Linked DNA regions of Homo sapiens: region 1 is linked to region 2. A link is an interaction called in ENCODE POLR2A ChIA-PET data of the cell type or tissue named here. Cell type or tissue: A673. All regions are shown on one strand.

Region 1 (5,000 bases), 240 kb after region 2:
GTGTAGTACTTCATTGTATAATTATACTGTGCTTTCTTTATTCATGCTACTGCTGATAGACTTTTGGGTTGTTTCTAGTTTTGAGCTACTATATTTTGATTTCATTATGAGATGGGGTATCCCTATTATCCCTATTACCCCTGTTGCCCAGGCTGGTTTTTTTTTTTTTTTTTTTTTTTTTTTTTTTTTTTGAGATGGAGTCTTGCTCTGTCACCCAGGCTGGAGTGCAGTGGCACGATCTCGGCTCACTGCAAACTCTGCCTTCCAAATTCAAGCGATTCTCCTGCCTCAGCCTCCTGAGTAGCTGGGGTTATAGGTGTCCACCACCACAATTGGCTTTTTTTTTTTTTTTTTTTGTAGTTTTAGTATAGAGAGAGTTTCACCATGTTAGCCAGTCTGGTCTCGAACTCCTGACCTCAAGTGATCCACCTGCCTTGGCCTCCCAAAGTGCTGGGATTACAGACCTGAGCCACTGTGCCTGGCCCCAGGCTAGTCTTGAACACCGGGGCTCAAGCGATCTTCCCACCTCCACTAGGATTAGTAGCTAGGATTACAGGCGTGCGCTGCCATGGGTGGCTTTGAGCAACTACAGATAAAGCTGCTGTGGACCTACTAGTACATGACTTTTGATGGATATAAAGGTTCATTTCTGTTGGGTTTATGCCCAGGAATGGAATTGCTGGGTCATAGGGCATGACTATGACTATTATTATTTTTTAAATTTAGGGATCTATTAATGCCTCTACTGTACAAGGATGAATAAATGTGCATGTGTGGGTGTTTGCCTAGTGGAAACTAAAACTGTGGACATGCCCTACATATCTATCATCTACCAAGTAAAAATTGGTGAAAAATTCTTAGTCTTTAGGTAAAAGTCTGGATATTTCTGCAGTTCATAATTAGACAAGCAAGAAACTCTGGTGAGAAACTGGAAAGCACTGAAGAGACATCTCCTCCCTTTTCTTCCATATTGTTTTCAAATGCGATCTAGTGAAGATTTCGTGCTTGGTGTCTTCAATTATAGCAATGCTCATTAGGAGTGATGTACACTACTGCCTGTGGGCCCTTTCCCACAAAGTGGCTCAAGTTCAAGGTCAGGTTGGTGAGAGGCTATGATTGAGTCTGCCCAGAGTTTAGGGTAAGCCATTCCATATAATTGTCAAGACCCTCGTGTAGAATGGAAACATTCCTGTCTTCTCCAGAAAAACTGGGAGTTCTAGAAAAAGCAGACAGAAGGATTTGATTTGGGAGGGGTAGTAAAGGAAGCGGAAAACCTCTAAAGACAGATTTGTGAAACAAACCGTTTGATTCTTCTGAATTGCACTGCACATTAGGCCCCAACAGAGGGGCCTCAAGCAATTCTGCCAGTGGCTGGGGTTTCCCCTTCCATTCCCTTTTCCTTGTAAGGAAGTTTAAAGCTTGCAGGAGGCAGATAGGGGTCTTGGGCTTTCTGGGTACTCAGCTTGTGTGGGAGTATGCCAGTATCAGGGACAGTTTCCTGGGCCCCTTGCAGACCATAGGGAGAGGACTGCAGGGCAGGGAGACTGGCATCTCCACACAGGCGTCTGTATTCTTGGGGTCCAGAACTCCCGCAGCTGGTTTCTGGCAGTCAGCCAGGCTTGGCTTCCTCAGACTTCTTTAGATCCCAAAAAAGGGGGAAAGTGCCTCTCTTCTTTCTCTTTTCTGACTGACACTTCAGGATTTTACAAGATTTTGTCCCATCCGCTCTGTCAGCTTCTCTCTTTCCCTCTTTGTGTTGCTGTCCCTGAGTCTCATCTCTCCCTCTCCCCGTCCCTCCCTCAAGTCCTGTGGGTCTCCGTCCCTCCGTATGTCTTTACTTAAAGGGAAATCCAGACCCTTCCACAGGCCACTCTAGAGGCTCCATTTCCCCTTCAGGTCCGGAAGTGGAGTGTCCTGGGTTCCATCCAGATCGCATGTCTTCTACGTCTACGTTCGTGTCTCCCGCCTCTTCCCTCAGCCTCACCCGAATCAGGGCCTCCAGAGCATTCTGGGCAGTAGCGAGTCCCTGGGTAAGGGGCGTCCAGGGCACCTCCCTGGGGCCCGGAGCAGCTCATTCCAGGACATCTGGGACAGGAAGGGTACCGGGAATGAACTGGGGTGCTAGTACCCAGGACCCAAAGCCAGGGGCTGCCAGAAATACCTATTAACCCCCATTTCCCAGCCTCCTCTTACACAGGCGCATTCCCGGGTTCTCCTCTGAGGCCGGGAGCGGCCTCCCAGCCCCACCCCCGACTCCCCTTCCCCCCCAGGAGATGGACACTTTATAGAGAGAGCTTTTTATTCTCTCGTTAAACCTGTCAAAGCGCAGGAGACAGAAAGCTAGGGAGGGAGAGGAGGAGAAGGAGGTGGGGCCCGGCTCCTCGTCCCCTCTTCCTCCGCCCACCACGCCTCCCCTCCCCCCGGACGTGTAAATGAGACTCTGCAAACTGGAAAGCAGCGAAAGGACACCTCCTTCCTTTTCTCTCTTGTTGTTTTTAAGTGGAATGAGAGAGAGAGGAGTGGAGAGGGAAAAGAAGAGAGAGAGGGAGAAGAGAGAGAGGAGAGAAAGAGCGAGAGAGCGAGAGAGAGAGACAGAGACAGAGAGAGAGAGAGAGAGAGAGAGAGAGAGAAAGAGAGAGAGAGAGAGAGAGAATAAGCTGGGGTAAAGTATTTTCGCAGTTTCTGCCTTTAGGATTTTATTAGCTTCTCTCCCCCAGGCCGCAGCCAATCAGCGCGCGTGCCCGGGCCCCTGCGTCTCTTGCGTCAAGACGGCCGTGCTGAGCGAATGCAGGCGACTTGCGAGCTGGGAGCGATTTAAAACGCTTTGGATTCCCCCGGCCTGGGTGGGGAGAGCGAGCTGGGTGCCCCCTAGATTCCCCGCCCCCGCACCTCATGAGCCGACCCTCGGCTCCATGGAGCCCGGCAATTATGCCACCTTGGATGGAGCCAAGGATATCGAAGGCTTGCTGGGAGCGGGAGGGGGGCGGAATCTGGTCGCCCACTCCCCTCTGACCAGCCACCCAGCGGCGCCTACGCTGATGCCTGCTGTCAACTATGCCCCCTTGGATCTGCCAGGCTCGGCGGAGCCGCCAAAGCAATGCCACCCATGCCCTGGGGTGCCCCAGGGGACGTCCCCAGCTCCCGTGCCTTATGGTTACTTTGGAGGCGGGTACTACTCCTGCCGAGTGTCCCGGAGCTCGCTGAAACCCTGTGCCCAGGCAGCCACCCTGGCCGCGTACCCCGCGGAGACTCCCACGGCCGGGGAAGAGTACCCCAGCCGCCCCACTGAGTTTGCCTTCTATCCGGGATATCCGGGAACCTACCAGCCTATGGCCAGTTACCTGGACGTGTCTGTGGTGCAGACTCTGGGTGCTCCTGGAGAACCGCGACATGACTCCCTGTTGCCTGTGGACAGTTACCAGTCTTGGGCTCTCGCTGGTGGCTGGAACAGCCAGATGTGTTGCCAGGGAGAACAGAACCCACCAGGTCCCTTTTGGAAGGCAGCATTTGCAGGTACCTCTATTACCCTGGGTCCCCTTGTCTCTGAGCCTGGGGTTGTGGGTCCCAATGGCATTTCCCTGGGAGGAGGAGGAGGGAGACTTGGAGCTGGTGAGGATGAGCTTGGTGCTCCTCCCTTGGTTATTAGGACTCTGAAGGAGGTCTGAGTAGCTGGAGGGCCTGGATGGAGGTCAGTGTGAGGGGCCTGAGCTGGGTGCTATCTGAAGCCTGAAGGCCACCTCACTTCTCCAGGAGGCCCTGGGACCAGCCTTTCAACATGTCTGAGAGGTTTAGATCTCTTTGCTGTTGAGTGGGGATCAGGGTGTCCCTACCCAGCACAATTCCAAACTAATTCTACACAAAAGCTAAATAACTCTCAATTCGGTGCGTGGGGAGTGGGTGTGGGAGATGGGTAAAAAGGTATTGGATGTACTGTAGAGAATACAACCTCTCACTTTCTATTAGATGAGTTTTCCAATTTCCAAAGAAAAATTTAGGTTTCCTGCAGCCGTGACATATGTGTGTGCACTGGGATGGGTTAATGTGTGTGTGTGTGTGTGTATGCGCATGTATTGGGAGTGGGGGCAGAAACGTGTTTCCAGAATTTGCCTGTAGAATCTAAAAGAGTGGCCAAGAGTCTGGAAATGCATGAAGACTGGACGTATGTGATGGTGGGCAAAGGCCTGACTGTGTGTGGTGTGTGGGTATGTTTGCAGATTCGCGGGTGTGAGAGCAGTGATGGGTGAGGGTGGCCTTCAGGAGCCAAGGCTGAGCGGTGGTGAGAGAACAAGCCGGAAGCCAGGGTGCTGTCCTGGTATGCTTTGGAGGAACAGGATTGCACGTGCGCCTGTAGGGTGACCTGTGTGCACCTGTGAGATGACTTAGCTTGGGGCTTGCAAGGCCTGGGTCTGCATGGGTGGGTATCTGACCATGCCTTTTCCTCCCTCCCTTTCACGCCGCGCAGACTCCAGCGGGCAGCACCCTCCTGACGCCTGCGCCTTTCGTCGCGGCCGCAAGAAACGCATTCCGTACAGCAAGGGGCAGTTGCGGGAGCTGGAGCGGGAGTATGCGGCTAACAAGTTCATCACCAAGGACAAGAGGCGCAAGATCTCGGCAGCCACCAGCCTCTCGGAGCGCCAGATTACCATCTGGTTTCAGAACCGCCGGGTCAAAGAGAAGAAGGTTCTCGCCAAGGTGAAGAACAGCGCTACCCCTTAAGAGATCTCCTTGCCTGGGTGGGAGGAGCGAAAGTGGGGGTGTCCTGGGGAGACCAGGAACCTGCCAAGCCCAGGCTGGGGCCAAGGACTCTGCTGAGAGGCCCCTAGAGACAACACCCTTCCCAGGCCACTGGCTGCTGGACTGTTCCTCAGGAGCGGCCTGGGTACCCAGTATGTGCAGGGAGACGGAACCCCATGTGACAGCCCACTCCACCAGGGTTCCCAAAGAACCTGGCCCAGTCATAATCATTCATCCTGACAGTGGCAATAATCACGATAACCAGT
Region 2 (5,000 bases):
GGTCCACGGCGGGGAGGCAGCAGCCAGCCCTCTGAGTCACCCTGACCTGGCTGCAGAGCTGGGCCAGAATGTCTGCGCCAGCGAGGGGGATGGGGATGGTGGTGGGGGTGGCGGTGAGTCACCAGTGGGGACTGGAAGAGCAAGCAAACCCCAGATGCTCTTCTGCTGTTACAGTTCTCATTCCTGAGGGCCCAGTCAGAACCCAGGAAGGGCTGGGAAATGGGACCCAGGGTTCTCTTGCGATGGCACTGCCCATCACCCCTTCTCTGAATCTCACTCCCCTGATTACCTAACTCCTGTAACACCTCAGAAACCCCCCAACCCAACCCAACACACTCTTTCTTTTTTTTGGCGGGGGATGGAGTCTCGCTCTGTCTCCCAGGCTGGAGTGCAGTGGAGTGATCTCAGCTCACTGCGACTTCTGCCTCCTGGGTTCAAGTGATTCTTCTGCCTCAGCCTCCCAAGTAGTGGGGACTATCGGCACTTATTGGCCAGGCTGGTCTCAAACTCCTGACCTTGTGATCTGCCCTCCTCGGCCTCCCAAAGTGCTGGGATTACAGGCGTGAGCCACTGTGCCGGGCCCCCACACACTCTTTCAACTTGTGTGGGTGTTGGGCTAGTTGGGGTGTCCTCCTGACCCCCATCCCCTGTGTCCTCTCTGACCCCTCACATGCTAGCAATTCTCCATAGTGAAATGGGAAGAGGGAGGCTCTGCTAATTCCAGAGCCTCCTCCTCCCCACCCCCAACCCCAAACCTGCACAGAACTCTGCACACCAGGGCGCTTCTCCTTATGGTGTGGACAGGCTGGCTTAACTGCCAGTTGGATTTATTAAATGATTTTGATCAAGTCCAGCAGGCTCTTCCAATCCTCAGAAACTTCCCAGGGTCATCTTTTCAATTTCCTGCCTCCCAATATGCCTTTTGGGGGAGCTGTGGAACCCCCTAGGAGTTTGGCTTCATCTCTGATCTCCCCTGGCCCTCCTCGCATATTCTGCTGCTTCTGGGGAGTGTGGAACTTGCAGACTTGAGCAGGAGCTCTAGGCTTGGGGGCCCTCCCCACATTCCCTGTTCCTGCCTGCCCTGCTCTTCCCTGCCTACAGGGTCCAGGACATATTCTCTCTTGTCTGTGCACTGCAGGGCATGAGGGCCAAAGATCAAAGAGAAATGGGGATGAGGCTGCAGAGAAGGGGGTGGGGTGGGGACTTAAAGTACACTTGCTTGGCCAGTCACGGTGGCTCACGCCTGTAATCCCAGCACTTTGTGAGGCCGAAGCGGGCGGATCACTTGAAGTCAGGAGCTCAAGACCAGCCTGGCCAACATGGTGAAACCCCATCTCTACTAAAAGTACAAAAATTAGTCGGGCATGGTGGTTCTTGCCTGTAATCCCAGCTACTCGGGAGGCTGAGGCGGGAGAATTGTTTGAACCGGAGGTGGAGGTTGCAGTGAGCTGAGATCGTGTCACTGCACTCCAGCTTAGGAGACAGAGTGAGACTCCGTCTCTAAATTAATAAACAAAATGAAGTACATTGGCCTTCAGAGCAGCCCACCCCCAAAACAAATCCACAGAGTACAAGGCAGGGGCTCATGGCTGCTAGAGCCCATCACAGAGCCTTCCTTGACTCCAATTTGGCCCCAGACTCAGGGTTCCCAGGGAATGTTGTCCACTTTTCTTGGATACTGTTGCCTCCAGGCAGGAGGCAGATTTGAACACAAGCCCTTCTGAGCTCATTAACTGTGTTGCTCAGCAGAAAACAAGATCACAAGCAGCCCTCACATCTCCCTTGGAGGTCAAATCTGAATCGACGTCTAATCTCTGCCCATTGGTAGCTGGGAGATGGAATTTGGAGAGCTTGCTAAGGGAGGAGTTTTTCTAGATGGTGGAGAATGGGTGGGTATGCAGAGGAGGTTTCCAGGAGGCAGAGGTAAGTGACCCTGCTAGTCCAGGTACCTCTCATCCCACACGCACACTTAATTTCATGCTGGATCTGCTCCTAGGCTAGGGTGTTCACCTGGAAAGGAAGGTGGCCTTTATTAGGACCTGGAGCTGATAGGCAGAGCATGAGCTTGGCTGTTTATGGTCCCAAGTACCCATGGCGGCGGCAGAGGAGGAGCCTGGAAAGAACGCCTTGGAGGTCTGCCAAAAATGCAATCTGTGCCCTGCCCCTTCTAGACTGAGAGCCCCTGTGGACAGAGCCATGTGCTAAGTACTTGGAGAAAGGCAAAGGGAGTATCCCAAGGAGTCTCCAGTCTGAGGGGGAGACACAGCCCTTAGCCTCAGAAAGCCTCAGTGTGCTGGGGGAACATCGCCTCCAGCTCTCCTCCTCCTCTCAGAGAGCTCCCAGGCAGATCAGGGACAGAAAGCCCCTGCCTTGGAGTGGCTCCTGTATAATAGAGAGGCACAGCATAACTCCAGGGTCTTCACTCTGATAGAAGAGACAGGATGACATACTTCTCTTGTACAGGACAGTAGGACATATGAGGAGAGGGGCTCCTAAATCTCTATAGATAAAGTTGTAACTACCCCACCCTCCTGTGAGCCCCTGAGGTACAAACATGTCTCTTTCTCCTGCTTTATCCTGCCCCTGAGCAGGAAGACAGCTTGAATGTATGTTCTCAGTTTATCCAGCTGTCCCTAGGAAACCCCGATCCTTCATATTCCCTCAACATTGAGCCCTTGGGACACCTCTCTAGATAATGTGATGGGGGCATTGCCACATCACCAAAGCCATAGGCCACTGTCCAGAGCTGGGATTCAGATGACTGTGGACCTACTCTCTCCCACCCAGAAGTAGCCTGTTGCCTTGTGGGAGTGTCCCCCTGCCAGTTAGTGCCACCCTACCCCAAGTCTGTCTTCACTACAAGTACCCTTTTTTATTTTTATTTTTATTTTTTGAGACAGAGTCTTGTTTTGTCACCCAGGCTGGAGTGCAGTGGCACGATCTTGGCTCACTACAACCTCTGCCTCCAGGTCTGGGTTCAAGCGATTCTCCTGCCTCAGCCTCCCAAGTAGCTGGGACTACAGGCACGTGCCACCATGCCTGGCTAATTTTTGTTTGTTTTTTTTTTTTTTGTTTGTTTGTTTGTTTTGAGATGGAGTCTCGCTCCGTCGCCCAGGCTGGCAGGCAGTGGCGCCATCTCGGCTCACTGCAACCTCCGCCTGCCGGGTTCACGCCATTCTCCTGCCTCAGCCTCCCGAGTAGCTGGGACTACAGGCACCTGCCAACATGCCCGGCTAATTTTTTGTGTTTTTAGTACAGACGGGGTTTCACTGTGTTAGCCAGGATGGTCTCGATCTCGTGACCTCGTGATCCACCCGCCTCGGCCTCCCAAAGTGCTGGGATTACAGGCGTGAGTCACTGCGCCCGGCCCCCTTTCTTTTTTCTTTTCTTTTTTTCTTTTTTGAGAGAGTCTCTCTTTGTTGCCCATGCTGGAGTGCAGTGAACTCGATCTTGGCTCACTGTAACTTCTGCCTCCCAGGTTCAAGTGATTCTCTTGCCTCAACCTCCCAAGTAGCTGGGATTACAGCCGTGCACGACCATGCCCAGCTAATTTTTGTATTTTTAGTAGAGACTGGGTTTCACCATGTTGGCCAGGCTGGTCTCGAACCCCTGACCTCAGGTGATCCGCCCGTGTCGTCCTCCCAAGCGCTGGGATTACAGACGTGATTCATCGCGCCTGGCCTACAAGTATCCCTTCTAACTGAGGGCAACTGTAAAGGAAGTAGGGCATAGAAGAATAGTAGTGGGCCCTGTGCCCAGAAGGGAGGAGGAGGAAGAAAAAAGGGGGTACTTAGGGTACCCTACCCACAGGCAGGCCCCAGACAGCAGCTGGAGATAGCCAAATGTTAATCACCAATTAGCACAGTTCAGGTGGAAAGGGCAACTCTATTATGTGTAAAATGGACTTAATGTGGCAGGAGCTGTGGGCTTAATTTCTTGAGATAAGATGCTTTTAGGCTAATCAGCAGGTCTATGCCTAATATAAAGGAGCTGGGGCATGATTTCTTCAGCAGGCTCAGAAGGTCCAGAAATCAGGGGAAGGAGACCCCTATCTGTCCTTCTTCTGGAAGAGCTGGAAAGGAAGTCTGGTAAGAGAAGTGGAGACAGGGATGGATGAGATGACCCGAGAGCAGATGGATCTTGGCAACCCTGAGATGCTCAGCAGCCCTGGCATCTTAGTTTTCTCTTCCTCTATATGAGATGTGAGAAGATAGTCAGGTGCGGTGCCTCATGCCTGTAATCCCAATACTTTGGGAGCCGAGGTAGGAGGATCATTTGAGCACAGGAGTTCAAGACCAGCCTGGGCAATGGAGGGAAACTCGATCTCTACACATAATTTAAAAAATTAGCTGGGCATGGTGGTACATGCCTGCGGTTCTAGGTACTCGGGAGGGTGAAGTGAAAGGTTTGCCTGAGCCCAGGAGGTCGAGGCTGCAGTGAGCCACGATTGTGTCACTGCACTCCAACCCGGGTGACAGAGCGAAACCCTGTCTCAAAAAAAGAGAAAGAGAAATGAGAAGGTAGCGCTGATGTTTCCTTTATTTATTTATTTAGAGATGGAGTCTCGCTCTGTCACCCAGGCTGGAGTGCACTGGCGCAATCTCGGCTCACTGCAACCTCTTCCTCCCAGGTTCAAGCGATTCTCATGCCTCAGCCTCCTGAATAGCTGGGATCACAGGCGCGCACCACCACACCTGGCTAATCTTTGTCTTTTATGTAGAGACAGGATTTCACCATATTGGCCAGGCTGGTCTCAAACTCCTGACCTCAAGTGATCCGCCCACCTGGGCCTCCCAAAGTGCTGGGATTGCAGGCATGAGCCACTGCACCCAGCCTGGTCCATCTTTTGGTAAGATTCCATGTCCCTTCTAGTCACTAACTCCAGTGCACAGCACCCCTCATCTTCCCCCATGGTGTTGCCCCAGGCTCTTAGAAAAGGTCCAAACTGGCAAGGCGCGATGGCTCACGCCTGTTATCCCAGCACTTTGGGAGGCCCAGGT

The links. Peaks named below come from ENCODE experiments on the same cell type or tissue, not always from the same donor. Only the 100,000 strongest peaks of a DNase experiment are listed, where the experiment ranks them.
Region 1: POLR2A ChIA-PET joins it to region 2 with 12 read pairs; 2 of 35 experiments call an interaction of 5 or more read pairs at or near these places.

Annotation. Positions count from the first base shown.
Region 1 is chr17:48,726,506-48,731,505 of GRCh38, reverse strand. It overlaps HOXB13 (homeobox B13), which reads left to right and starts at 2,756. Exons shown (of 2, transcript NM_006361.6): 1 at 2,756-3,513; 2 at 4,463-5,000. The coding sequence starts at 2,913. The coding sequence ends at 4,716. In A673, a CTCF peak has its summit at 2,587; DNase peaks (open chromatin) are centred at 1,615, 1,965, 2,405 and 2,735; H3K4me3 peaks cover 2,696 bases; H3K27ac peaks cover 3,969 bases.
Region 2 is chr17:48,967,605-48,972,604 of GRCh38, reverse strand. It overlaps GIP (gastric inhibitory polypeptide), which reads left to right and starts at 4,009. Exons shown (of 6, transcript NM_004123.3): 1 at 4,009-4,088. In A673, no CTCF peak of the experiment used is centred here; DNase peaks (open chromatin) are centred at 47 and 2,144; H3K27ac peaks cover 429 bases.